Linked DNA regions of Homo sapiens: all the other regions are linked to region 1. Evidence: chromatin contacts called from ENCODE Hi-C or POLR2A ChIA-PET data. All regions are on one chromosome and are shown on one strand. The core of a region is the stretch at or near the end of the contact, and the rest is flanking DNA. Distances in the headings are between cores, read along the strand shown.

Region 1 (6,875 bases), core at 3,041-5,540:
AAGTCTTCTCACAAGTAAATCATCTAAATATAAAAAGGATTTAAACTAAAAACCAGATGTGCTTAAATTTAGGGCAAATCCAAATGCCCTGGGTTTTTCAAAGGGCAAAAGATATAGTTTTAATAGCAATTAAGTCAACATCAATACTGCCAACTTAACTACTTAACATGTAGGTAGAGTTCAGTCTGTGGCTTATCAAAGTCTCAAGACTTAACTGTAACTTGACCTTTTTGCTGCTATCTACCACTTAAAACACTGAGAAGACAGAAAAAAAAGTTACTTTGTGCAGTTTGTTGAATCTCCATTATTAACACGGCAATCTTTCAGTATGTATTAGCCTAGTTAATAACCTATGTAATAATTACATTATTTTCTCCTTTATGACTTTAGGGGAGGCCCGGCATGGTGGCTCACACCTGTAATCCCAGCACTCTGGGAGGCCGAGGCGGCTGGATCACCTGAGGTCAGGAGTTCTAGACCAACCTGACCAACAAGGTAAAACCTGTCTCTACTAAAAATACAAAAATTAGTTGGGCGTGGTGGCAGGTGCCTGTAACCCCAGCTACTCTGGGCGGGGGGCCGAGGCAGGAGAATCGCTTGAACCCAGGAGGCGGAGGTTGCAGTGAACCGAGATCACATCGTCGCACTCCAGCCTGGCGGACAAGAGCGAGACTTCTCAAAGAAAAAAAAATTGCCTGGGGTGGTGGCGCACACTTGTAATCACAGCTACTTAGGAGGCTGAAGCGGGAGGATCACTTGAACCCGGGAGGTGGAGGTTGCAGGAAGCCAAGATCATCCTACCGCACTCCAGCCTGGGCACTCCAGCCTGGGCAACAGAGATTCATCTCAAAAAATAAAAATAAAATAACAAAATCACTTGAGGGTAGGGTATGACAGAGTATAGTAATTCACATACACCTATACACATTTAATGACCAGTCATGGTTCAAGTCCTCAGGAGGGGCTTATAAACTAGATTTATATTTTTTTTTCAGAAGTACTTGAACACTAGATTCTAACAGCCACCTCACAACTAAATTGGCTGCCAATCAGCACCTACCTTTATATTAACTTCTCTGAGGAGTTATCTTTCAGTCATTAATGTCTCTACACTTTATATCACTAATCATTAATGTTCATAATTAGTATTAACACATTATTAATGTTCACAATCATTAATATTTTATGTTCAATTACTGTCCTAGAAAAAAACATTTCCAAGAAATTCTAAAGAATCAAAAACTCAAGTAGCAGCCAGATCAGCAGGCTTGCTTACTGCATTAAAATTTTAAAAAGAGGCCGGGCACAGGGGCTCACTCCTGTAACAGCACTTTGGAAGACCAAGGCGGGCGGATCAGGAGGTCAAGAGATCGAGACAATCCTGGCCAACAGGGTGAAACCCTGTCTCTACTAAAAATACAAAAAATTAGCTGGGCGTGGTGGCAGGCACCTGTACTCCCAGCTACTTGGGAGGCTGAGGGAGGAGAATCGCTTGAACCCGGGAGGTGGAGGTTGCAGTGAGCTGAGATCGCGCCATTGTACTCCAGCCTGGGCAAAAAGATCGAAACTCCGTCTCAAAAAAAAAAAAATTTAAGAAGATACCCAACAGGGTAAACTAAATCATGTGTCAGACTCAGAAGATACTGGCCTTGGGCATGCTTATTCCATTCAACATTTGAATGTAGCTACCTTACACTTAAAATACTTTTGTTACTTTCTTGATGTAACTACATTTACTATTCCAATTACCTATAATAAAACATACATTTATCAAAATAAAGGATTGGGAAAAAAAAGAAATCCCAAGTCCATGAAATTCAAGTAAAACTTCCAACCTTCAATACCGAAGATGAAACAGGGAAGTATCAAATCTAAATGTTTTAAAACTCTCCCAAAATGTAAAATATATAAGTAAAATTAATAAGACCTAAACATCACCAGTTTTCTTCAACTTATTTCCCACAGCCCAAGTTTTAGCCAGTTACTATATCAGCACCTCAAGTAACACTATTAGGTGTCTGGCCACATAAACACTGCAAAATGATTTCCTGGAAATTCAAGATGTTATAAATATGTTTTCCTAGAGGCAGACAAGTAGAAGTTATCAAGGCTTCATTTTACTTTATAAGGTAAAATTCAAGTTAACATGATAGTCACAGACGTAATTACCTCGTTTTTACAAACGACTAATTTGTTTCTCCCCTTCCACCTCTGATCTTACTCATTTTAATTATTCACTCTGCCCAGACCTTTTCTCTACATACATACACACGCCCCTCTAAACAAGAGTTTACACTGTCCTGCGATGAAAGCATAAAACAAAAGGCTGACTTGCAGATGAAGATATACCTCAGTAGTTTGATCTACAAGGACTAAATATTGAATCCAAAAAATCGTGGGTGTGGCTCGATTTTTTTTTTTTTTAGAGGGGGGCCTAAGGAGGCCAGTCGGGGCGGCTGCCTGGTCTCTGCCCTCCCCCTCTGCTTTCGCTTTGTGCTCACAATGCAGCTCCAGTAAAGCGCTTCCCTCTCCCCGCAGCCGCCGCCATGTTAGACGCTCTCTCCATGTGCCCCGAGTCCCAGCCATCCTCTCCAGTCTCCCCAGGACCCAGCCCCCAACGAATCTAAATCGTGGCAGTCCCCCGCCCCTTCACAGTCCCCTAGGAACAAAAAGTCGCTGCAGAAAATCATCTCGCGATTGAGCTGAGCCTGAGGCTCGGGGGGACACCTAAACAATTGAAACAAAGAGGGAAACGCAGGGGAGCCCATCGCATGGGCGCGGGGGTAGCAAATCGAAGACCCATTCAAAATGGGCCTGCCGGAAAGGCAGTTCTACCTTAAGATTCTAAACACACTTCTCTCCTACGGAAGAAGAGGGGACGCTCGACAGGTCTCGAGTGCATGGTAACCGAGCGGACAGACCCCAAGGCTGCAGGACGCAGGCCGCCCCAACTCCACGAGGCGGTCGGTTGAACCCGGAGCCCCCCGCGCAGGGACCTCTTCATTTTGGGCCCTCGTCAGAGAAATCGGGCCTCAGAGACGGAAAGAAGGGCACCATACAGTGAAGTCCTGACGACAGGCCCCCACCCTCACATGTCCCACTCCTAAAGGCCAAAAAGCCGGACCCACAGCGGAAGAGTAATAAAGAGGCCTGGGGTACAGTGCCGCGTCCGAGTCAGGTGACAAGTGCCTCTTCCAAGAGCCCGTTTTCTGGGCACGAAGCTCCCGCTGAACGTGGAGACGGGGCGTGTGGGCCAGGGGGTGGGAGGAGGGGACCTAGTAACGCTCCCGAGACGAAAAGAAGCGAAGGCTCCAGCGACCAGGGTCGGAGGGGCCGCAGAGCCCGGCCGCAGCCACCCCTCCCTTCCCCGCCAACTCCTGGCACCTTTTTCTTCTCCAGGTTCCGAAGTTTCTTGTCGATCACCCCGAGAATCTGCTTCATGGCCTCGGTCTGGACAGCGCCGGTGCCGGTTGCGGGGTGCTGAGAAGCCGGCGCGGCGGCCCCGGCTCCCGCGGCCGCCTCACTCCCGGAGGAACCCGACGGCGGTGGCGGTCCGGACGACTTGCTGCCGCTCCCGCTGTGGCTGGTGGCCGAGGGCATCTTCAGACCGCAAGGAGAGAGAAGAAAAAGCGGGAGGAAGGACAAGAGCGGCCAGTCAGGAGACGGACGGGGCGAGACGCGGGACAAAACGCGCAGCGAGCGGTAGCCTACGCGAGCGGGTGGGGGAGGGGGCGCGGCGCGCCTCGAGGGCAGGAAGAGTGCGCGGGCGCGCGCGCGACCCGCCAGCGGGGCGCCCGGCTGGGCCTCGCACCGCCCCCCGACCCGCCCCTCCCCCGCGGAGCCGCCGGCTCGGCCTACCAGCCCGGGGGCTCCGAGGCTCGCGCCGGAGGCGGGGCATCGCCGCGCCGGCCGCCAACGGCCACTGCAACGGTCCCTACCGGGGAGGGCCGGCTTTTGCCGGCTTCCGGAGAAGGGAGGAAAGAGAGAGGTCGGGGCTTGGGGGCAGAGAAGGGCATGGGAAATGACCGGGGTGGGGTGGGGGGACTTGGGGGCAAGCCCCTCGGAAGCTCCAGCGGGTCCGGAGATAAAGGACACCCGGGCGCAGCGGCCCTCTTCCCCTGCAGCGGCTCGGTCCCGGGTGGCGCTCACCGTGCGCGCGCGGAGGCCGCTGGAAATCACGAGTGGGCAGCTGAGGGGGCAAGGGTGGTGGTCCCTTCCGGGCAGTGTCGCGCGCTCCGTGGGCGCAGGCCGCTTCGCCCTGTCCCGCTGCACCGAGAGCCGCTCCTAGTGAGGCGAGAGCCGGGAGCGGGAGGGACTTAGCCAGCCAGCAGCCCTCTGGGTCGCGAGGGGCGGGAGAAGCGGAGAGCGGGGGCCTTCGCGGCCGCTCGGGCTGCCCGGCGCGAACGCCTGCCCGGAAGAGGCCGCCCGCTAGCTTCTCCGCCGTCCCCCGGCCCCGGCGCTGTGGGGCGCCTCCTGGACGCAGGTGGGGATGGCCCCGGCAAGGCCGAAGGAAAGGCCCCTTGAGTTTTGAGAGCAATCGACGCTAGGGTCCTTCAGGCGAAATCGTTTGACGCCCAAACGGGGACAATAGGTGTCAAGCAGCTGGCTCTGGAGCTGGCAACTGCCCCTTGAAGAGCCCTTATTTGGGGTGGGGGTGGGGGTTGGGGGGCAAAGGTTTCTGCAAGTAAGGGGTGCGTGGGGTGGGTGGTGCGATCCCAGCTTCTAGAATTCCTTCTGTATGCAGAGCGAGCAAACTCCATACCCCAAAACGTCTTTTGAAAAAAAGACAACTCGCCGCTTCCCCACCAAACAATCACCCAGTAACCTAGGAGTTCTCTGTAGAACGTGTCGGACACGGTCATGGTTGGTGGCTTTTTAAATCCTAAAGCTCTGGCCTCACAAAGAGTCTTCAGCTACCCTATGATGTTATACATCCAGTAGGCCTGAGTATTACGAATTATTAGACTTTTGTTTCCTTTTTTTTTAGGTTTACCTAACACTGTAAAGAGAACGTTCAATGAAATACAAAGAAAAAGATGATTTTTTTGCTCCAAGAGAATTATTCCAGCCTTGGGGTGGAGTGGGTGTGGACAGTGAGCAGAAAAACAAGAAACCAAGTTCTGGGAGGAAATAAAATGAATATAATCAGTGGAAAATTCAGCAACGCAATATTGTGTGACAACAGTAAATGACCAATTTATAATTTAAATTCTATGAAAAAGAGATTTAGAAGAGAGTTCTACCAAACCCACTGTTCCCTAGGGAATAAAATGAGTAACGCTGACTGGCAACAGTGCATCCTGAGGGAGCCTGGAGAAACAACAGCAGCCTCCGACCTCAAGATATCCTGGTTAGCTGCAAAGTCTGTTATATATTCATTCAAATATTTATTAAGCACCTTACTGTGTGCTGGGAACTCTTAAGTGCTAGGGATTATGAACAAAACATATTTACATGGAGCTTACAATCTAAGTAAGGGGAAGACAAGTAAATACATGTCAGATAGTGAAATGGTAGAGAAAAGAAAAAACGGTGGTCAGGGAAAGCCTTACTGACATTTGAGCTAGTACTGAAGGAAGTGAGGAAGAAGGCTAAGCAGCTACCTTGGAGGAGGAATTTTCCAGGTAGAGGAAACACCAAGTACTAAGATCTGAGACGGAGTGTGCTTTTTGGGTTCAAGGAACAGCACGGAAACCATAGTGGCAAGAGCAGAGAGTAGGAGATGAGGTCAAACATATTAAAGGGGGCTGGTCTTGTAGGGCCTGAAAGACCACGGTAAGGACTTTGGCTTTTGCTGCATTAGATGGGGAGTCATAGTTTCAAAATTTAGTCACCTAAACCATCCTTAGCACTACGCTGAGCAATTATGCCAGGCCTAGAGGCTAGAAACGGAGATGATAATCCTTTAGCTCCTTGCAACTCAAAGTTTATTCAGCCCAACCTCTCTCACTACCACTATCACTACTATCTTGGACTGCATAGCAGACTTAACTGAATCTACATTTTAACAAGATCTTCAGGAGATTTGTGTGTACATTAAAGTTTCAGAAATCACTGTTTTGTTCCTCGGAATTGACCAATGTCTAAAGTTTTATTGGGAGACATCCAATCCATCTATGCACATCCATTCTATGACTGCCTCTCTGCCATAGCACAGCAGAGTTGAGTACTTGGGTGTGCAACAGACAGTAGGGTGTGCAAAACCTAGAATACTATCTCTTCTTTTACAAAAAAAGTGTTTGCCAATCCCTGGTTTAAAACTACAAAGGGGCCAGGTGAAGGGGCTCATGCCTGTAATTCCAACACTTTGGGAAGCCAAGGCTGGCAGATCACTTGAGGTCAGGAGTTCGAGACCAGCCTGGCCAATATGGCAAATCCTGTCTCTACTAAAAATACAAAAAAATTTGCTGGGTGTGGTGGCGCATGCCTGTAATTACAGCTGCTCAGGAGGTTGAGGCACGAGAACCCGGGAGGCAGAGGCTGCAGTGAGCCAAGATTGTGCCACTGCATTCCAGCCTAAGCAACAGAGTGAGACTGTCTCAAAAAACAAAAAACAACTGCAAATGGTACACATCCATCACAGTTCAACAGAGGGCCCTGTTCGTAGTAGTCACTCAGTAGATTCATGCTGATGCCATATCTCAAGTGTTGCTGATCACTGTACCACAAGAGAACTCAGGAATATCTCAGTCAATTAAATGCTTTAGACAAGTAGATATGCATCACATCTGCTTAAATTCATTGGCCAAAAAGAGTCACATGACCCTATCCAACTATAAGGGAGTCAAGAGATGGTATTCTATCAGATGCCGGGTAGGAAGCAGATGAGCCAGAAATATTTGGTGAATATATGAAGCTGTCACGCTTTCACTTCC
Region 2 (6,652 bases), core at 1,809-4,308, 200 kb before region 1:
CGGTGTCAGAAAGAACACGAGTTTATGAGTTTACAGTCATGGAAGAGATTCTGCAGTACAAATGGGGGTAATAATACCTTCCTTATGGTGTTGTTGTGAGGATTTAATAAAATAGTGTCTGCAAAGCATTTGACTCAGTATCTGGCCTTGATAAGTGCTCAAGTGACTTAAGTCGTTTAAGTCATGACTTATTAAGCTGTGGGTACTGTTACACTGCCACTGCTGTACCACATAGGAAACTACAAATCTACATGGCCAGTGCTCTCACGGTCCACCTGGGGAGAGACCCACGAACTTCACTGAGGGAGGATTGGAGAGGGGGACATGGTAGTTTTAAGCTCAAGGGCCAAACAAGGAAGTTTTCTCTTCAGTGCCCTGCATACCAGAGAAAGATCCCTTCCTTGGGAGAATGAAGAGTTTTGCTCCCTTCCAGCAGGTAATGAAGGAGGAGAGGACACTGTGCCCAGGCAGGAAAAAGCAGCAATAACTACAGACATTTTGCTTCCTCTGTGGCTCCCTGGTAGGTTCCCCTGAAAAAAAAATTTTTTTTTTTTTTTTGAGACGGAATCTCGCTCTATTGCGCAGACTGGAGTGCAGTGGCACGTTCTCTGCTCACTGCAACCTCCGCCTCCCGGGGTCAAGGGATTCTCCTGCCTCAGCCTCCCGAGTAGCTGGGATTACAAGAGTGTGCCACCATGCCTGGCTAATTTTTGTATTTTTAGTAAAGATGAGGTTTCACTATGCTGGCCAGGCTGGTCTTGAACTCCTGATCTTGTGATCTGCCCGCTTTGGCCTCCCAAAGTGCTGGGATTACAGGCATGAGCCACTGTGCCCAGCCTTGAAAGCAGGAATTTAATTAATTTAATGAGTGGGGCTGGCTTCTCAGAGCTGTGCAGGTCTGTCTGCAACAGGGCAGGGGCCACAGGAGTTGCCGACATGAACAGTGCTCCCTGTCACTCTGAAGGAAGAAGAGAGAAGAATCCCAGGCCTCTAGTGTGTCTTCTGGCCCAGGTGAGGCCTCTGGGCCTGTGGAGATGGCAAGTGACCCAGGGACGGGTGTGAGATGGGAGAAGGGGGTGGAGATTCTCCCAGACTCTCCTGTGCTTTCCACCTGGAGGAGCTGGGGCTTCTGGTGTGGCATAGAGCAGCCTTGCCATCCTCTGGGAGGAGCATTGAGGAGATCACTTGGACTGAGCCTTTCCCAGGTGGAGATGGGGATTTGCTGGAAAACAGAAGAGGGGACCTAGGGGCTAGCACACGTAGGTTTCTCCACCAAGGGCAGCTGCCAAAGCAGCTCTTCCTCCTGGGGGTGGAGGGGTGGAATCGGGCCCTGAGCCATGTGCAGGCCAGGTGACAGCCACCTGGGTTGGGCAGGAGAGGCCCAGGTGTCCAAGCTCCCAGGAGGTCCCCCAGCCTCCTCTGGCCCAGCTGGGAGTCCAGTTGGCCCTGGTACTAGGTTAGGGAGGTCTCTGGTGGTTGCACGTTATAAAAACATGTTTGAGTAGAAGGTGGAAAATAAGACAGGAGAGGATTATTTGAAGTAGGGGAGCCCCAGGGCAGGAGAGCTTCTAAGCCTCAGGAAGGTGCTGGACCAGGACCAGGAGGCTGTCTCCCAATCCCCCTCCTGGCCCCACCCTTCCCCCCATTCTCTCTCCCTGCTCTCCTCTCTTTCAGGCAGGTTGGAGGGTTGGGGGAGTGGCACAGGAGATGCCCTAGCACAGGTTAGGAATCTAGTCTTTCTCTTAGGGTCATGCCCAGCGGTGGTGGGGAGGTCATGATGTCCAGATGGCACTCTCCCCCTGTGACTGAGGAGGGCTGGTTAAGCAGTGGTCATTATCAGCTGCCTGGATGCTCCAAAGACACCTATTCCTAAAGGGAAGTCAGCCCCAAGCCAGGGAAGAGATGGGGCCAGTCCAAAGAAAAGGCTGATAGGAAGTGGGGAGATGCGATGGTTCAGGAAGAGGCTCGTGCATCTGGCCTCCTCGCTGTCACTCCTGCCACGGCTTTCCCAGGCATGGAGTCGTGGGGCTCTGGCCAGCTCTGGTGTGGGGGCTCATGCTGTGTCAGGTGACTTCCTTTCAGCTCAGCCTCATGAACCCCTGGAGCATGAACTCCGAACCACCATCCGGGCCTTGCTGTGAGTTTTGCAGCTTTCATGAAACTCTCCTCTTCCCTGGGATTGCAAGCCCCTGGGTGGAGGGGATGGGAGTGGGGTGGGGCTGACTTTGGCAGCTTAGATCCCTGAGTGCCCTAAACACTGTGACTCCCAGGATGGGACTGGGTGAGGAAAGTCTCCTCCACTGGCTGCAGATTTCCAGTGAGCACAAGAGGAAAACAATACCAGGAATGATTTGGATCTTTTTCTATCGTTCAAGCTCCTGTTTTTTTAGTCTGCGGTGAATCACTCCTCATGTCTCTGTAGATAGCCTCACATTCTGCTTTAGTTGTTTCCTGAGGAACAGTTGTGTCCTCCACTCCATTTTAACTTTCTTTACTGTAATTCCTTATATCTGTGTAGTGCTCTGACTTGAAGAACATACTCACCTTTTTGCATTGCACCTGGTCCCAGCAAATAAAAAAAAGTTCAGGAGTCTTACACAAATGCACGTCAGATAATGAGAGAAAGTAAAGAACCCTCCATGTACTCTCTTATAGCTCAGAGAGTGCGCGGCTTCCCCCAGCATAGCTGACATCCTGCTGGGCATGGCATGGACACCGGTCAACAGTTGGCCCAGGGGAAGGAGGAGGACAGGGTCCCTTTAACAGAGCCAGCCACCCTAGCATTTCACTGGTGCCTGAGACAGTGTCGGGAGCTGTGTTTCTGGCTGTATTTCTCTGTGTGGTCCCCCTTTGGAGATGAGCCCCGCCTCTTCCCCTGGGGCTGTCACTCAGCCAGAGCAGAATCAGTGTCAGCGCTGTCTGAGCAGGCTCCTTGCCTGTCACTAAGGCATGATTCACAGCTGAGTGATGCCCTCTGAAATCAGGGTGCAGAGCCCACGCCCATGGGCAGCCTCACCCGCTCTATTTTGGTGTTGGTTGTCACAGAATATGGGAGGAGCCATTCTCCTTGCCTCTGAGAGGCTCCTCCTACTTCCCCTTTACAACAGCCAGGCCAGCCCCTATTAAGAAGCCAGGGTAGAAGATTTATCTCTTAGCCCACCAGCTTCTACCTGCCAACTCCATGGGTGTAGCCTGAGAGATCAGAAGGAGGAGTAAATATAGGGGTAAAAACACATGTTTGATGGCAGACAGACCTGGATGTGAGTCTTGCTTTGCCTTTAACTAGCTGTGCTTCCTTGGGCAAGTTACTTAACCTCTCTGAACCTCGGTTTTCTCATATGTAAAATGGCAATGATGGTTTCTACCCCCCTAGTTATTCTGAGGATTAAATAGGCAGAAGGTAATTTGCAAAGTGCCTTACACACCTGGTAGGATCTCAGTAATGGCAACTTTAGCTTTATTAGAGGGAGCAGAGCATTTGTAGCCGCAGAAAGAAGTTTGGGGTTGGTGCTCTCTCTCTCAGGGAGGGAAACTTAGTGAAGGCTTCTGAGGATTGGGAGGAATTGCTCTGGAGACTAGAATGATGAAGCGTCTTTCTGCCATGTCTGTTCACTTTCCACATGCATCGCTCCTCTTTCAGGATGAAGTTTTATCTCTGTTTCTGCAGAAAGCTTATCCTAGGGTTTGTTTGAAAAATTGTTGCAGTTGGCCACAACCCTGCCATTTGATGTCAATAAATTCCACTTGTTTTCTCCCATGAGAAACTAAGCTATTTGGGCAAGGAAGGAAGAGATTTCAAGATTCACATTTATCGTCACTTTGTTGAGCAAGTATTTATTGCATATGCACTACATGCCAGACATCTTCATGGGTGCTGGGGATGATTCCCTGGCCCTACAGATTGCAGTCTGGTTGTACTAGAGGACTCTTATGGCCCCTTAAGAAGAACTGGGGAGTCTTCATTTGCCCCTGCTCTTGCACTGAAACCTTCAATGTCTACTTATTGCCAGAAGATACAAGGTCCTTAATGCCTAGATACCCTCAGCCTCCATCTACCTTGCCAGCCTTCCCTCCTCTGTGCTCTTAGAACACCCAGCTCTCCAAGACCCCTGTTCTTTCAGTTCCAAGGCAGCTTGTGCTTTTCTGCCTTGGCTCCTCCCTAGAATCCCAACTCCTATCAATCTTTGCCTGAGTTTCCCAGCTCTATCTTCCAGGACCAGCTCAAGGTGTCACCAGATCCCCAGGGATGCTTTTATAGTCACTGAGCACCATTGGGGTTATTCTGCCAGAGCCATGTAGACCACTCTATACCAGCAAGGTCTCATTTCACAGCCAGGCCACAAGCTTTGTGAGAACAGGACTGTGAACTGGGCTTCTTCAGCCCTCCTGATGTTATAGAGTGATGGATGCTGAAGAAATATTTACTTAGCTAGGCATGGTGGCACATCTGTAGTCCCAGCCACTCAGAAGCTGTGGCAGGAGGATCACTTGAACCCAGGAGTTCAAGGCTGCAGTAAGCTGTGATTACACCACGGCACTCCAGCCTCGGCAACAGAGCAAGACTCTAACAACAAAGAAAAGACATTTCATATATTTACTTAACTGGGACAAAGCTCCGAGTTAGATGTTCAAGTGGGGTAGTGGGGTCAAGCTCAAATGACCTCCCCCTTTCTGGAAGGTCATGAAATGACCTGCCAGGAGGCCTGCCCTCTTGTAAACATTCTAGGCCCTATTGTACTAGAGGATATTCCCCAAGTGCTTTCTACTATTTGAGAAGCCTTGGTGGGGATATTCTTGTCAAAGCTACTTTACGGCTGTTGCTTTTGTAGAACCTGCAGCCAGCTCTGGATATTTTTATGTGAAGCTATTATTTCACCACTTCTTGCCAACTTTTTCATTAATACATATATCGTCCTACACTGACCACAGTTGCAGTTCAGGGCCAGATTCTGAAGCTTGTCCTTAAAGGCATGAGCTTCAGTCATTGATTCAGTGGTGGTCCCATTGACCCCAGCTCCCCTCAAGGCTGCGCATTCACGAGGGTGCAAGTCATGACCACTTGCAAATTCATGTTGCGAGTGTCTTTCATTTTGTTTGTTTGTTTGAGACAGAGTTTCGCTCTTGTTGCCCAGGCTAGAGTGCAATGGCACGATCCCGGCTCACTGCAACCTCTGCCTCCCTGGTTCAAGCGAATCTCTTGCCTCAGCCTCCTGAGTAGCTGGGATTACAGCATGTGCCACCACGCCCGGCTAATTTTGTATTTTTAGTAGAAACAGGGTTTCTCCATTTTGGTCAGGCTGGTCTTGCATTCCCTACCTCAGGTGATCGGCCCGCCTTGGCCTCCCAAAGTGCTGGGATTACAGGCGTGAGCCACCGCGCCCGGCTGTGGTATGCCTTTATGCAGTGTGTGATAGTTTTCCTGTATTTACTAGACATCAGATTGTGACTGCTCCCATAGATTTGGCAGTTGAAATACCCACAACCTCAATGTGTCCTGCTTTGAAAAGTTGTATGTTTGTGTTCACTTATGAAAACCACACTTGTGAACTAATTAACTTGTTTTACGTTCTTAAGGAAGCTGAGGGGAGGGTGTTATGACCACATCAAAGGCCCAAACAGTACCTTTGGTTTTCCTCTGAAGGCAGAATCACCCCTGAAATGGATCAGGCTGTAATCCACTTTACTTTCTGCTTTTTAAATTCCTACTTTCAGTAATAGCCTTCCTGGTTTCTAGGAATGTAGAATGGAAATGAAGTCATAATTAAAGGTAGTAAGGAAGGGTTTTTTTTGTTTGTTTGTTTGTTTGTTTAATAGGAAACTGGTAGTTAACCCTTTAAAAAATGAACAGAGGCCAGGTACAGTGGCTCATACCTAGCACTTTTGGAGGCTGAGATGGGAGGATCACTTGAGGCCAGGAGCTTGAGACCAGCCTGGGCTACAAATGAGATCCCCCACCCTCTACAAAAAAATTAAAAATGTGCTGGGCATGATGGTGCAAGCCTCCCCTAGCTACTGGAGAGGCTAAGGTGGGAGGATCACTTGAGCCCAAAGGCTGCAGTGAGCTATGATTGTGCCATTGCACTCCAGCCTGGGTGACAGGGCAAGACCCTGTTTTTTTTTTTTTTTTTTTTTTTTTTAAGAAAAATTATAGATAAGTAAATTGAATGATTGCTACCTGGTGTTCCCTTTGGGTTTTCCCACAGTGGATCCATAAGCTGAGCAAGGACCTTGCCCACCAGGTGTAGCTATTCTTTCTCCCTGTGCTTGTGTAATACACAGCATATACATGCCTTCTTCCTCGAGTTAAGACATAAATGCCCAACAGATATGTGTCTTTCTCCTTTATGCCTCTGAACCGATTTCCTCATGTACAAAATGGTGCCGATAATTACTTTTCTCATAGAGTTGTTTAAATGTTTTCTCATAGGAGGTTTAAATGAAATGGTACATGTGAAGTGCTTAGCAGAGTATCTGATTTGTAGTCAATGCACAATCTGTATCAGCTATTGCTATAATTGGTGGTGTCATTGGTTTGCTAAGATTTCTTGGCCTGCATTTTGGCCCTGGCTGGGCCTTGACTCCTCAATACATGTACAGATGCTCCTTGACTTAAGATGGGGTTATGTCCAGATAAGCCCATTGTAAATTGAAA
Region 3 (6,602 bases), core at 752-3,251, 180 kb before region 1:
ATACTTTTTCTCCCCTCCTCTTTCTCCAGCCCTGTCTCTTTTTTCTATTTTTAATCTCCCTCTGCCAACAAGAATATCCACGGACTTCCCACCTGGCCTTTACCCTTCTCTTCCTTGCAGGGGTGTACCCACCAGCCTGCACCCGATGTCCACGATGTCTGTCCACCCCAGAACCCAGCAGCATCTCTCCCCGTCTGGCGCTCAGCCTGCTTCTGAGTGTGGGCAGCAGGGAAGCTAGGCGCTGTGCTTGCCCAGACCACACAGCTGTCTCTGTTTAGGGCTTTGCTGCCTGAAAGTTTGTTTCAAGGAGGAACAGGCTCTGCTCTGCCTTCTCAGCTTGGTCTCCTTACCTGGGGCACAAAGAGTGTTCACTTAGCTAGCGCTGACCTCCTGCAGCTAATTAATGCCTCTAGCATGGATCAGAAAAAGCTCTGCAAAGTGCAATTAGCGATGGATCACTTGTTGCTACTTCATAGGAGTGGTGTCAGCAGTATTCATGGCTTGTGGCTTAAAAGCCAGAAGGAGATCCCCAATCAGGTCCTGGATGGCTCTGATAGGCAAATCCTCTTAGGAAGGTGGGATCACAGGCACCAATTCCTTTTGACCTCCCCCGCTCCCCTTCCTGTGGGGCTTATTGAACAGAGGCTAATTCATTCAGTATTGGAGATGTAGCAGTTTATTGTGGGGTTCAAGATCCTTGTCATCTCTGAGGATAACAGAGAGAGCCCTTTTATTGAACTCTTGCTATGTGTCAGGCATTGGGTTTAGTGCTTTATGCGATATGTTCATAACCACTACAGAGAAGAAACCATATCCGCTTTACAGATGAAGAAACTGAGGTCTAGAGGTTAAGTACTTACCCCGGGTCATGGTCAGATATTTGGCTGATGGCATTCATTTCTTTTCTAGAAATGTCTTGAGCATCTATGTGGCTGACATTTTTCAGGCAATCCCTGCTATGCAGAGCTTGCATTTTAGAGGGAGTAGGGGCACCAGATACTGAGCAAGTAAGCAAATTAATAAACACAATAATCTCGGCCGGGCACGGTGGCTCACGCCTGTAATCCCAGCACTTTGGGTGGCTAAGGCAGGCGGATCACAAGGTCAGGAGATCGAGACCATCCTGGCTAACACGGTGAAACCCCATCTCTACTAAAAATACAAAAAAAAAATTAGCCAGGCGCCGTGGCGGGCGCCTATAGTCCTAGCTACTTGGGAGGCTGAGGCAGGAGAATGGCGTGAACCCAGGAGGCAGAGCTTGCAGTGAGCCAAGATAGCGCCACTGCACTCCAGCCTGGGCGAAGGAGCGAGACTCTGTCTCAAAAATAAATAAATAAATAAATAAAATAAACACAATAATCTCTGTATAAGTGCTTCAGGGAAACTAAAAGGGCCCTCTTCTGTGGCAGAACTGGGATTCCCAGTCTCTGAGGTTAAGCAGGAGCAGGTAGCATTACCCTGTAAGCTGGGAGTCGCAATAGGCAATTAGTTACCTGACTGTCCCAGGGCTTGGCACTGCCTGGTAGCCCTGCCTTTTCATAAGGAAAAGATTCCGCACAAAGCACTTTACCTAGGTTTTGTGAGAGGCGGAGCCAGAGCTGGCATCCGAGGTGTTCTCACAATGCTGGACTTTGAGGCACAGGAGAGAATTGCATTTCTCCTCTGAGCAGTGGAACCAGCCCTGGTGCCTCCCTTGCCCAGCCTCACCCTGGGACCCTGGGTGTGAGTAGTTAGTCTTGTTATCAGTGAGAGTAACCCAGGAATCTCCCTGATGGGGAAATCCCAGGTAATTTACTGTGTCTCTGATATTCCGGTTACAGCCTCTGCTCTAGAAAGGCCAGGGAGGGGAGAATCTAAAAGTTCTCCATTTCTCGCTTGAGATGGCATCCCCCCATGCTTTCCTTAGGCCTCCTTGAGTAAGGTGTCTGCAAATAGCTTCTCAGCATGACTTCACCCGGAAGCTCATCTGAGTGACTCACAGCCTGCTTTAGGCACCTCCTCCAGGGAGACGCTCTTACCCTTGCCCCCACCCCAACAGGGGAGGGGAGGGGAGAAGGGAAACCCCCTAACTGAGCCACGGAGAAGGCCTTGCCAGAGCACTGTGGAAAATACCTGCAGCCCAGCTTGGCCCTGCTTCAGGTGCCCTGGGATGTATGGTTTCTCTAGTCTTCTGAGAGGGATCAAGCTGACAATTCAAATTTGAGGGAGCGATGACCCTGGAAACTGTGTAGGTCTTAAAAAGAAATATATATCCAAACACACTGACCTGAAAAGATGTCCACAAAATACAGGATTCAGCATTAGGTGAAAAATAATTTCATTATGTTCCTGTTTCTCAAATTCGGTTTGTGATTTTAAAAAATTGATAGGTTAGTACATGTATTTGTACATGTACTATTTGTACTAAAAGCCTATTTGAAGAAAAATTATAATATATTAATAATAGTTATCTCTGGGAGGTAGTATTAAAAGAAACTTTATTCATTATTCCTTTCTGATTTTTAAAAAATAATCATAATTACCTTTATAATAAAAAAAAAAAAGGTGGGCCAGGTACAGTGGTTCATGCCTATAATCCCAGCACTTTGCAAGGCCAAGGCAGATTGCTTGAGCCCAGGATTTCAAGACCAGCCTGAGCAACATGGTGAGACCTTGTCTCTACAAAACATTTTTAGAAACTTAGCTGGGTGTGGTGGTGTACCCCTGTGGTCCCAGCTAATTGGGAGGCTGAGGCAGGAGGATTGCTTGAGCCCAGGAGTTTAACGCTGCAGTGACCTGGGAGGCGGAGGCTGCAGTGAGCCAAGGTCACACCACTGCACTTCAGCCTGGGCAACAAGGAGGCTCTGTCTCAAAAAAAAAAAAAGCTGCAGTGAGCCATGATCATGCCATTTCCCTTCTGCCTGGGTAATAGAGCAAGACCCTGTCTCAAAAAGAAAGGGTTGTTTTTTTGTTTTGCTTTGTCTTCAAAAAAATAAAAAGAAAAATCCTCATGCACCAAGCCCAGGTGTCCTAATTGTGTCCTCATTATTAAATGCCTAACTTCCCGTGGTGGACTGTTAGCAGGAAGCGACTGGGATGGACTTAACATTCACTTAGCAAACAGCTACCTCCCTAGCCACTGGAGGACCAAACCACTATGACAGGGTGTCTCCCTTCAGTGGCTCCCAGCATGATGGAGGGGGTAGTATATGTTTTGCGGGGCATTTGGGGTTTTGGGGGGAGGTTAGGGGGTTTTTTGAGACAGAGTCTCCTTCTGTCACCCAGGCTGGAGTGCAGTGGTGTGATTATGGCTCACTGCAGCCCTGACCTCACAGGCTCAAGAGATCCTCCCACCTCAGCTTCCCAAGAAGCTGGGACCATTACGCCTGGCTAATTTTATTTATTATTATGTATTTTTTTTTAAGAGACAGAGTCCCACTATGTTGCCCAAACTGGTCTCAGTGATCCTCCCACCTTGGTCTCCCAAAGTTCTGAGATTACAAGTGGGAGCCACCATGCCCCCTGACCAACCACCACCCTGCACCCAAGGCCAAGGGCTCGATAAATACTTTGCAAACAAATGGATATGTAAATGAGTAGATACTAAGTGGTCTGTGAGAGAAGGCTACAGATTGTGGTGGGGCTTCAGAAGGTCTCGAGAGGTCCCTTGCTGGGGATTAGGTTAGGCCTCGTGATGGTGCTTCTGGGATATTCCTTTTCTCTAGGATTTAAATGTCTCATTTAAGAACAATTTTTTTTTTTTTTTTTGAGACAGAGTCTCCCTCTATTGCCCAGGCTGGAGTGCAGTGGCGCGATCTCAGCTCACTGCAGCCTCCGCTTCCCAGGTTCAAGTGCTTCTCATGCCTCTGCCTCCCAAGTAGCTGGCGCTACAGGCGTGCACCACTATGCCCTGCTAATTTTTTGTATTTTTAGTAGAGATGGGGTTTCACCATGTTGGCCAGGCTGGTCTTGAACTCCTGACCTCAAATGATCCACCCACCTAGGCCTCCCCAAGTGCTGGGATTACAGGCATGAGCCACCACTCCCAGCATAAGAACAATTTTAGATTTACATGAAAGTCGCAAGAGTATTACAGAAAGTTTCCAGATACCCCACACCGTTTCCCCTATTAACATTATTAACTAAAGTTCATACTTCTTTAGGATTTCCTTAGTTTTTACCTAATGTCCTTTTTCTGTCTCAGGAACCCATGCCATATTTAGTTGTTATATGTCCTTAGATTCTTCTTGGCTGTGACAAGACTTTCTTTGTTCTTGGTGAGCTTGACAGTTTAGAGGAGAGCTGATCAGATATTTTACAGAATATCTTTCAGTCTAAAGTTTTTCTCATGACTAGTGTGGGGTTATAGGGTTTTTTGCGGGGAAGTCCACAGAGGTAAAGTGTCATACTCATCATATCAAGAATACACACTATCGGCCGGGTGCGGGGCTCACCCCATCTCTACTAAAAATACAAAAAATTAGCTGGGCATGGTGGCATGCGCCTGTAATCCCAGCTACTTGGGAGGCTGAGGCAGGAGAATCGCTTGAACCCAGGAGGCGGAGTTTGCAGTGAACTGAGATTGCGCCATTGCACTCCAGCCTGGGCGACTGAGTGAAACTTCGTCTCAGGAGAAAAAAACAAGAATAAGAAGAATACACACTATCAACATGACTTGTCACTGATGATGTTAACCTTGACCACCCGATAATGTTTGTCTGGTTTCTCTACTGTCAAGTATTATTCCCCACTCCCGCCCCTCAGGCCACGTCCACTCTGTAGTCTTTAGAGTGAAGTCACTGTGTGCATTCCATAGCTAAGGGATGGGAAGTTATGCTCTACCTCCTGGGGGAGGGTGGTATCTATTAATGCATAGATTAATTGGAAGATTGATTGGTTTATTCTCCCCTAGTTATTTTTTCAATCAGTAAGCATGCATATATGGGTATTTATTTTATACTTTGGGTCATTATGCAATATTGTGTTATTTATTTTGTTATGCAAATTGTTCCGGCTTTGCCCGTTGAGAGCGCTTTCGGTTGGCTCCCATCTCATCATTTTAGGATTCTTTGAGCACTCTTACTTTCTGGTACCACAAGATGCTCCAAGCTCATTTTCTGTTTTCCATGCCCTGTTCCTAAAATCAGTCAATTTCTCGAAGGAGCTCTGGTTCCTTTTATTGAAGAATGCTATTAGAATCTAGGATCTGCTGTGTGCGGTGGCTCATGCCTGTAACCCCAGCACTTTGGGAGGCCAAGGCGGGAGGATTGCCTGAAGCCAGGAGTTCAAGACCAGCATAGGCAACAAAGTAAGACCCTGTCTCTACAAAAAAGAAAAAGAAAAAGAGAAACCAGAATCTGGGCACTGGATATACTCCTTGCTACTGGAGTGTCTGGGACATTCCTTTTGAAAGAAGGTTTTCGGAAACTAGGTAAAGAATTTGCAGATCATACTGAGATTTCATGATGGAAATAAGAGGAAAAGGACTGGAAGAGGCACTGTAAGCCTCTTGTCATATCAACAACTTCAGGCAGACACCATGGAAGGTCCTGTGGCATCTGTCTGGTGGGAGGGTATTATAAACAGTCAAATAAATGACCACAGATGCTTTAGGAAGGGGCCATCAGCATTTAGGGACTGTAAGGGGGCAACTCTCCCCATCGTCAACTTACCAGAGCCTTCCCCGTCCATGTCCTTGTTCCAGGTACCATTTTTGAGTCCATCCTGTGTTCCAGGCACTGCCCTAGGTTCTCACTCAACCCTCAGGGCTCCCCGAAAGTTATTTTAGGTATTGTTGGCCCCGTCTTACTGCAGAAAGGCTGAGGACTTGTCTGGGTAAGTGACTAACCCCTCATTCAAACCCAGGTACAACCCTCAAATTCTCCCTCACTGAGCTGACTGCCACTTAACGTGGTTTGGGAACTTCTTAGCTTCAAAATGCAACACTCCCCCTTTGATAGAGATGTGGATGTTAGTGCAGGCAAGGACTATGGTGTCACCAAGGTCACCGGTCCCCCTGCTCTGATCACAGCAGTCATCACAGGGAACTGTAAAGAGGTAGGGTGTGTTTGCGCATGCATATGCGAGTGCTGAGTGCGTGTGCCACCTCCCACCTACAGGCTTCCCAGGAGCTTCAACAGAGAACCCTTGCCCATTGCCTGGCAGGTAGCTGTATCCGACTAGGGGCCCTGCTGTTGAGAACTGAACAACAGTGAGCTTCAGAAGAGAGGAACGTGAACATATCTAGAAAAGCCATAGGAAAGTGGCTGGCAAAACTGAAACCAGTGGCAAGAACTGGGTAGACATTTAAAGGCCCGTTCCAAAGATAGCTAATGCCATAAGAAAATGCTGTTTGGTGTAATAAGTGAAATGAAACAACACTGTAGGTTTAAAAATATATGAACAATATTTAACAAGTATCAATACTTCTCTCTAAGTGATGGGATTATGGGTGATTTTTATTTTCTACCTTGCATTTGACTGTATTTTTTATATTTTTCTGTAGAAAACATGCATTAATTATTCTTATAGTGCTAAAGTAATTTAATATGAAACTAGTGAGAGAGCTTTATTCTTAAGGGTCATCCTAACTTTGTGTTCAATGTGCTTCCATTTTATGTGCC
Region 4 (6,988 bases), core at 2,885-5,384, 220 kb before region 1:
TATGTACTTTTTGCAGGCCATTATCAGACATTACACTGCCCCAGAGGTTAATTGTAATCTCCAGAGTCCATTGCACTTCCACAGTGGCTGGGATCTTTGGCCACTTTCCCAGCCTGTTTATGGGGAGCCTGACCTGAAGCACATCTCCTAAGTGTTTTCCAAGTTGGCACTGAGTCTCTCCGACTTGGAAATGCCAGCACACAGCTTTGTGTGTGCAATGATTTAGCTCTTATGAAGGCGCCAGTGAAATGCCCACTCCTACCCGGGTGTTGGACATTTTGGAGACCTGGAAAGAAGTAAGCAGTGTTATTGACAAGCACAGGCCCTGCAGGGGACTGTGGGAAGTTAGGCATGATTCTGTCCCTTGTGCCTTAACAAGGACTGGTGAGGACACTCAGCCATTCCCTCAGTGCATCAAAATGGAGGCCAGCACATTGTATAGCCTTAGTTTCTCTATCAGGGATTAGGGTGATAATGATTAACCAGAGGACTTAGGGTCAACTAATCCCCAAAGTGGTTCTCAGAATACTATGAAAATGTAGCACAGGAAAAGGTTCCATGGCCAAATATATTTAGAAAATGCAATGCACTGTCTTTCCTTCTTTGCATTTTATAATATGCAATTTGCATATTCAAGGCCCTGAGAAGTCCTGCAGTAAGGAAACAAACTTAACCTTGTTCAGTCCAGCAGCACCCAAATCAAATTTCCATGAGCATCTTTTTCCCTTTAACATCCCCAGCAGCTAGGAAAAACACTGAAGAAATTCTAGATTATCTAATTATCCCCAAAGTTTATTTTTATTTTTTTAACTTTTTTTTTTAGTTTTTTTGTATTATATCCTGCTCCTTCTGTAGATTGCAAAAGTTTATAACAAGTGATATGTGAATATTAAGAAAGGAGAATCTGAGCCAGGCGCAGTGGCTCACGCCTGTAATCCCAGCACTTTGGCAGGGCGAGGCGGGCAGATCACAAGGTCAGGAGTTTGAGACCAGCCTGGCCAACACAGCGAAACCCTGTCTCTACTAAAAATACAAAAATTAGCCAGGTGTGATGGCAGGCACCTGTAATCCCAGCTACTTGGGAGGCTGAGGCAGGACAATCGCTTGAACCCGGGAAGTGGAGGTTGCAGTGAGCTGAGGCTGTGCCATTGTACTCCAGGCTGGGCAACAAGAGCACGACTCCATCTCAAAAAAAAAAAAAAAAAAAAAAGAGAATCTGTTGTTTTGTTTCATTTTGTTTTTGAGACAGAGTCTTGCTCTGTCACCCAGGCTGGAGTGCAGTGCTCATTATAAGCTCTGCCTCCTGGGTTCAAGCGATTCTCCTGCCTCAGCCTCCTGAGTAGCTGGGATTACAGGTGTGACCACCACACCTGGCTAATTTTTGATTTTTGTAGAGATGGGGTTCACCATATTGGCCAGGCTGGTCTGGAACTCCTGACCTCAAGTGATCCACCCACCTTGGCCTCCCAAAGTGCTAGGATTACAGGCATGAGCCACCGTACCCAGCCAAATCTGTTTGTTTTTTTTTTTAAATAAGACATTTAGGAAATGAAATGAAAAGTATTTGATAACTTCTTTTGTAGCCACTCACTCCTAGATTTTATCATGAAGAATTGCATGACTTACCAATCCACCACCCTCTTGAAATACCAGGGTCATGACATGCCAAAAGCTACCTCCACGGGCTAAGACCTGAACTTGAGTAACAAAGGTAAAATTTGAAATTTCAAAGATGTTCTTTATGAGACCCTAGATTAACTGGGGTTGCATCCAAATGGTTTCATTTGAACTTTTAAATACATACTTCTGGCTGGGCACGGTGGCTTACGCCTGTAATCCCAGCACTTTGAGAGGCTGAGTCGGGTAGGTCACCTGAGGTCAGGAGTTCGAGACCAGCCTGGCCAACATGGTGAAACCCTGTTTCTACAAAAAATACAAAAATTAGCTGTGTGGGGTGGCAGGTCCCTGTAATCCCAGCTACTCAGAAGGCTGAGGCAGGAGAATCACTTGAACCTGGGAGGTGGAGATTGCAGTAAGCTGGGATCACACCATTGCACTCCAACCTGGGTGAGAGAGCAAGACTCCATCTCAAATACGTACATACACACGTACTTCTCAGCCAAGTGGGCACCTACTGTTCTGCTAAGGGATGGAGACATGGACCTGCAGGTTCGCATTCTCCTGGATCTGAGAGGTTATTAGGTCACGTCTGAAGCCTCCATGCCAGCTAAACAAGGAACAGTGGATCAGCAGCGCACCTTGTTTATTGTTGTAGTGCTCCAGTCGTCCATCCCTCTCTCCCCTTGTCTTCTGTGACTGGTCAAGCTAATTTGATTTGACGTCCTGGCATTTGAGATTTGTCAAGTATTGTAACCCTAAGCAGTACTAATATTGAAACCCATACTTGAAATTTATGTAATCCAGATGTGCATGCCAATAAAGCAGAGATGAAATGGCAGGCCCGGATGGGGGAGAGCCAGGCTGGGTGGGGACTGTGTGTGGGGAAGAATTCTGTGGCCCTATATTTTTTCCACATGGTATATACAGCCAAGTAGGATTTTAGGAATTAATATTTTCCCTTAAGAGTAGTAACTGGATTATGAAGTATAGCTTCAAGTAAGTACCAGTATTGGTTTTATTTGTAGCCAAGAATAACTGATTAAGTTTTGAGGAGAAGGAAGGCAATCTATTTTGAGTGCTTTTTAAAACTTTTAAATTGGTTAGGACCCTTCAACAGTGTGGTCTTGGGACTTATTAGTCACATCGAATCAGAACTTTTTTTTTTTTTTTTAACCAAACAAGCAGCACTGGTGAACCAGGATTTGTGACATGGCTCTCTGATGTTGAATTTTTTCTATTTGAGCATATCATTAGAAGTCCCCCCTAAGAAACAAAGACTGTGACCCCTGAGTTGTCAATTCAAAGCCCTCCCACACTGGTAATACCCAAATGCCATTTCTATTTTCTGAGAGCTCAATGAGTAGGTGGATTAAATGTGAAAAGGTTTCTGTTCAGGTATTTGACAGTGGCCTTGATTGGAGCCTCTCTACCGTCTAGCAATGGCCCTGTTGTGTGACTTCCAGGACGACAGCTGTCTTCTCGGGCCATGACCTCTTCCACCTGTGGGATCACAGGACTGTGTCCAGCTGACCCAATGAGAATGGTATAAGTGCTTTATCTCATAGGGAGTTCTGAGTCAAAAATTTTGGTGTTCTTGACATGAAAGATTGGCAGAGTGTATTATTATTCCTTAGTGTTCTGTGCATAATTAACAACCACCCTTAACTAGACCTGGTAGCCCAGGGAAACTGGTCAGACCAGCTAGTGAAAGCAGGTGGAAAATGATCTCGAGGGAAGCACGGAGTCGGGATCCACATTGAGTGGAGGTGACTTGTAGTGGATTAGGGTGCTCATAAAAACCGTGGTTGCAGTTGGTACCAGTGTCATCTGTGGATATTTCTAGGCAGGATATCAAGGGTCAGCTTGCTACTTTAGCCCCCTCTTAAGGCAGGATACAAAAAAAAAAGAGAGCCCTGTATTCAGGGGAGGCATGTGACATGCCATGGTCCCCCATTTCCCCTGCCCTAAACATCTCTGGAGAAAGTCAAGTGTGTGTGGCTTCTACAGCAGGGCTGGATGTTTTTCCCTGGGGTAGGAGGGGCATTTACCTGCTTTTCTTCAGCCATTATTAATAGGGCTCATTCCAGGAGGGGAGGAGAATGGTGCCTGTAACTCAGACTCCCCAGCACAGCCTCGGCCTGCAGGCTTCAGCCCTGTTGGAGTCAGGGCTTGCGTAAGGAATGCTGTCATGGATCCAAGCCAGATAGATTACAAATGATGGAATCTGATGTTTCCTGTTGGGTTTGGGGAAGGGATTCAATGTGGTGTGGGCTTAGGTCCCCACAGTTTACCTCAGAAATAGTCAAGATGCAGGGAGCTGAATGAGGACTCTCGAGGCAGCTTTGCCAGCCTGGAGCCCAGGTGAGTCACTACCACCTCAGAAACATCCTTCAGAGGCCAGGATTCAGGCCCCAGGCGGGAGTCGGAGCATCCAGGCTGCTGGTCCGGTTCTCTCCACTGACGTCATCACCCCCGCTTAGTCTGGAATGGCTGGCAACCTCTGCCTGAGGATGAGAGCTGGCTGGAAGTGGAAAAGCAGGAAATGTTTCCAGATTGGAAACTCAAGGCACGTTTGCGCAATACTGCACTCGGCCAAGACTGTGTGGCTGACCTGCATGCCTAATGGGATCCCAGGTCTGAAACAGGGTTCTGCAGAACCATTGGTCTGACCTCATACCTCCCACCTAGACACAATGATATCTTCTTGGCCAAGAAAAAATGACCTGTATTTTTCTTTTCTTTTTTAATGTTATCCAGCTGAGGTGTGCCTTTAAAAAAAAGAAAAAAATATATACATACACACACACGCGTGTGTGTGTGTGTGTGTGTATATTCCAATCCACTACTTAACGCAGGGATGCAAAGATCATATTAAAACGGCTATAACCAGAAATAAGACAACTGAAAGAATCATAGTATTAATAAAGGGCAAACTGAGAGTCCAGGTGAGAGGAACTGCAGTCTCTGGTGATGGAGTGCAGCCTGGTGGTTTAGAGCTCCAAAATGGAGGCCCGTCAGCCTGGGTTTGAATCCTGGCTCTGTGGCTTACTAGCTGTGACCTTGGCTTCTGTCATCTTCTGTTCTTTTACTTATTGTAAGAAAGGGTGATAGTGCCACATCATGAATTAGTCTAAGACTCGAGTGCACTTCCACGCAAAGTAAGTCCTTAGTAACTGGTAGCTGTTATCATAGTTAAATATCTTTTTTTTTTTTTTTTTTTTTTTTTTTTTTGAGACGGAGTCTCGCTCTGTCGCCCAGGCCGGACTGCGGACTGCAGTGGCGCAATCTCGGCTCACTGCAAGCTCCGCTTCCCGGGTTCACGCCATTCTCCTGCCTCAGCCTCCCGAGTAGCTGGGACTACAGGCGCCCGCCACCGTGCCCGGCTAATTTTTTGTATTTTTAGTAGAGACGGGGTTTCACCTTGTTAGCCAGGATGGTCTCGATCTCCTGACCTCATGATCCACCCGCCTCGGCCTCCCAAAGTGCTGGGATTACAGGCGTGAGCCACCGCGCCCGGCCAAATATCATTATTTTTGAGGCAGGGTCTCACTTGTTATAATTATTGTTATTCCTTCCCTCCAGCCTGCTTTAGAGTGATGCCCATGATGCAGTCAAAGGTGTCTGAGTTCCTTTCACTTTTCTAGATCGTTGCCCCAGTACTAGTGCATAAAGGGATGCAAGGTTTTAGGAACTTTGACCTTGAAGCCAGACTGTGTAGCCACCGTCACTTCTCTCTGGGAGGCTGTTGTCAGATCAGGCCCTGTTCCATCCCTCTCCTCGGAGGTCTGCCAGTGTTACTCAGCCATGAAGCCCATCAAGGGGCCACAGTTCAGATGGAGGAGGAGTCTTTAAGCAGAAGACAGAATGCCTGGGGATGCTGTTGTCTGGGGTCAAATGCTGGCTTCGTCCAGTGGAGAAGTGAGTAGAACCAGCCCACTGTATCCCTTCTGCATCCCCTGCCAGCTTACTCTCTGAAGCAGCAAACCTGGAGTCGGTCGAGGTTCCCCAACAGAGAGACCCCGGGCCTTGCAAGAGCAGGCCTGGACAGCCTGGAGTTTTCTCTCAAAATTGTAACATGGGTTTATTCCAAAACAAAGCAACAAAAGTAGACCCCTGGTGTATCCTTGGCTCACTTCCATAAAGCATCACAACCATTAACCAAAGGAAAAGAAGGCCTGAGCCCTGTGGCGGAAGTCAGGCCAAGATTTTCCTCACTCCCCTCCCTTTCTGGGACCCAGGAATAGTAAAAATAGTAAACATAATTATAACAAAAAATTTAAAAAAATTTTTTTAATTTAAAAAAAGCTAAAAATCATGGAATGTTTGCTAAATGTCAGGACGGTTTAAGTACTTTATATATATTAAGTTATTTAATCTTCCTAGCCTTTAAGAAACGCTATTATTGTTGTTTCCCTTTTACAGATTAGGGGACTAGGGCACAGAGCAGTTATGTAATTTGCTTAAGGTCACACAGCTAGTAGTGGCCATGCCAACTTTAGAACTCAGACAGTCTGGAATTAGAGGCTGTACACTTAACCACAGCTCTGAACTGCGTCTCATGATAGTTATCAAGTTGTTATAGAAATAAACCATATATACGATAAAATGATATCAAACTATACATACACAACATTATTCCAGTGTGTATGGTTGGTTGGTTTTTTTTTTTTTTTTTTTTTTTTTGAGACGGAGTCTTACTCTGTCGCCCAGGCTGGAGTGCAGTGGTGTGGTCTTGGCTCACTGCAAGCTCCGCCTCCCAGGTTCACGCCATTCTCCTGCCTCAGCCTCCCGAGTAGCTGGGACTACAGGTGCCCGCCACCACATCTGGCTAGTTTTTTGTATTTTTAGTAGAGACGGGGTTTCACTGTGTTAGCCAGGATGGTCTCAATCTCCTGACCTCGTGATCCACCTGCCTTGGCCTCCCAAAGTGCTGGGATCACAGGCGTGAGCCACCACGCTTGGCCTGCCAATGTGTATGGTTTTTTAGTTTTGCTATTATACTCTAATTGTGTGAGATTTAACCATCTGGGGAAAGTGAGCAAAGAATACACAGGACCTTTCTGTATTCTTTTTTTTTTTTTTTTTTTGCAGCTTCCTGTGACTCTATAATTATTTCCAAATAAGAGGTCAGAACAAAAGCAAACCACAATCAACAGTGTATTGAATTCTTATTGTATGCCAAGCACTGTGATAAACATTTAACATTTATTATTTTATTTACTCCTAACAGCAACCCAATAAGATGTGGGTACTATCATTATCTTTAGTTACAGATGAGGAAACTGAGGGTTGGCAAGGTTAATAAGTTGGATACCATCAATAAGAAGTAGTATGACCACTGGGTAGTACCCACCTAGATTTATTATAA

What was found. A loop is a pair of places that touch in the nucleus more often than their neighbours do. ChIA-PET counts read pairs that join two places held with the same protein, here RNA polymerase II (POLR2A). Pooled maps may share reads with other maps.
Region 2: a map of B cell shows a loop between it and region 1 (20-fold over the local background). The contact joins the enhancer-like site here to the promoter of CAPRIN1 in region 1. A Hi-C loop is called at or near these places in 4 of 168 maps with a recorded cell type or tissue (B cell, CD8-positive, alpha-beta T cell and naive thymus-derived CD4-positive, alpha-beta T cell), 16 of 37 single-sample maps with no recorded cell type and 12 of 50 pooled maps. POLR2A ChIA-PET finds 5 or more read pairs at or near these places in 4 of 52 experiments (Panc1, activated CD4-positive, alpha-beta memory T cell, activated T-cell and 1 more).
Region 3: a loop to region 1 is called in a map of naive thymus-derived CD4-positive, alpha-beta T cell, with 4 times the contacts of the local background. The contact joins the enhancer-like site here to the promoter of CAPRIN1 in region 1. A Hi-C loop is called at or near these places in 2 of 168 maps with a recorded cell type or tissue (CD8-positive, alpha-beta T cell and naive thymus-derived CD4-positive, alpha-beta T cell), 23 of 37 single-sample maps with no recorded cell type and 13 of 50 pooled maps. POLR2A ChIA-PET finds 5 or more read pairs at or near these places in 6 of 52 experiments (GM12878, WTC11, activated B cell and 3 more).
Region 4: a map of ascending aorta shows a loop between it and region 1 (5-fold over the local background). The contact joins the enhancer-like site here to the promoter of CAPRIN1 in region 1. A Hi-C loop is called at or near these places in 2 of 168 maps with a recorded cell type or tissue (ascending aorta and ovary) and 5 of 50 pooled maps.

The regions. Positions count from the first base shown.
Region 1 is chr11:34,049,146-34,056,020 of GRCh38, reverse strand. It overlaps CAPRIN1 (cell cycle associated protein 1), which reads right to left and starts at 4,290. Exons shown (of 19, transcript NM_005898.5): 1 at 4,150-4,290; 2 at 3,385-3,600. The coding sequence starts at 3,600. It overlaps LOC101929918 (a long non-coding RNA gene), which reads left to right and starts at 2,694. Exons shown (of 3, transcript XR_931177.3): 1 at 2,694-3,702; 2 at 4,988-5,350. RefSeq lists enhancers at 2,417-2,696, 2,727-2,796, 2,867-2,936, 3,007-3,076 and silencers at 3,687-3,986, 4,027-4,576, 4,436-4,635.
Region 2 is chr11:34,247,582-34,254,233 of GRCh38, reverse strand. The region is part of intron 1 of ABTB2 (ankyrin repeat and BTB domain containing 2); the gene reads left to right. Among named protein-coding and RNA genes, the nearest start is that of ABTB2, 110 kb to the left of the region's middle. RefSeq lists a silencer at 2,758-3,052. Within about 2 kb of position 3,058, at least 13 of the 41 ENCODE cell types and tissues checked have a DNase peak (open chromatin) inside an H3K27ac peak, as active enhancers do; they include B cell, where a contact is called at or near this core.
Region 3 is chr11:34,229,595-34,236,196 of GRCh38, reverse strand. The region is part of intron 1 of ABTB2 (ankyrin repeat and BTB domain containing 2); the gene reads left to right. Among named protein-coding and RNA genes, the nearest start is that of ABTB2, 130 kb to the left of the region's middle. RefSeq lists enhancers at 1,666-1,995, 1,672-2,196. Within about 2 kb of position 2,001, at least 13 of the 41 ENCODE cell types and tissues checked have a DNase peak (open chromatin) inside an H3K27ac peak, as active enhancers do; they include GM12878, where a contact is called at or near this core.
Region 4 is chr11:34,272,022-34,279,009 of GRCh38, reverse strand. The region is part of intron 1 of ABTB2 (ankyrin repeat and BTB domain containing 2); the gene reads left to right. Among named protein-coding and RNA genes, the nearest start is that of ABTB2, 82 kb to the left of the region's middle. Within about 2 kb of position 4,134, at least 18 of the 41 ENCODE cell types and tissues checked have a DNase peak (open chromatin) inside an H3K27ac peak, as active enhancers do; they include ascending aorta and ovary, where a contact is called at or near this core.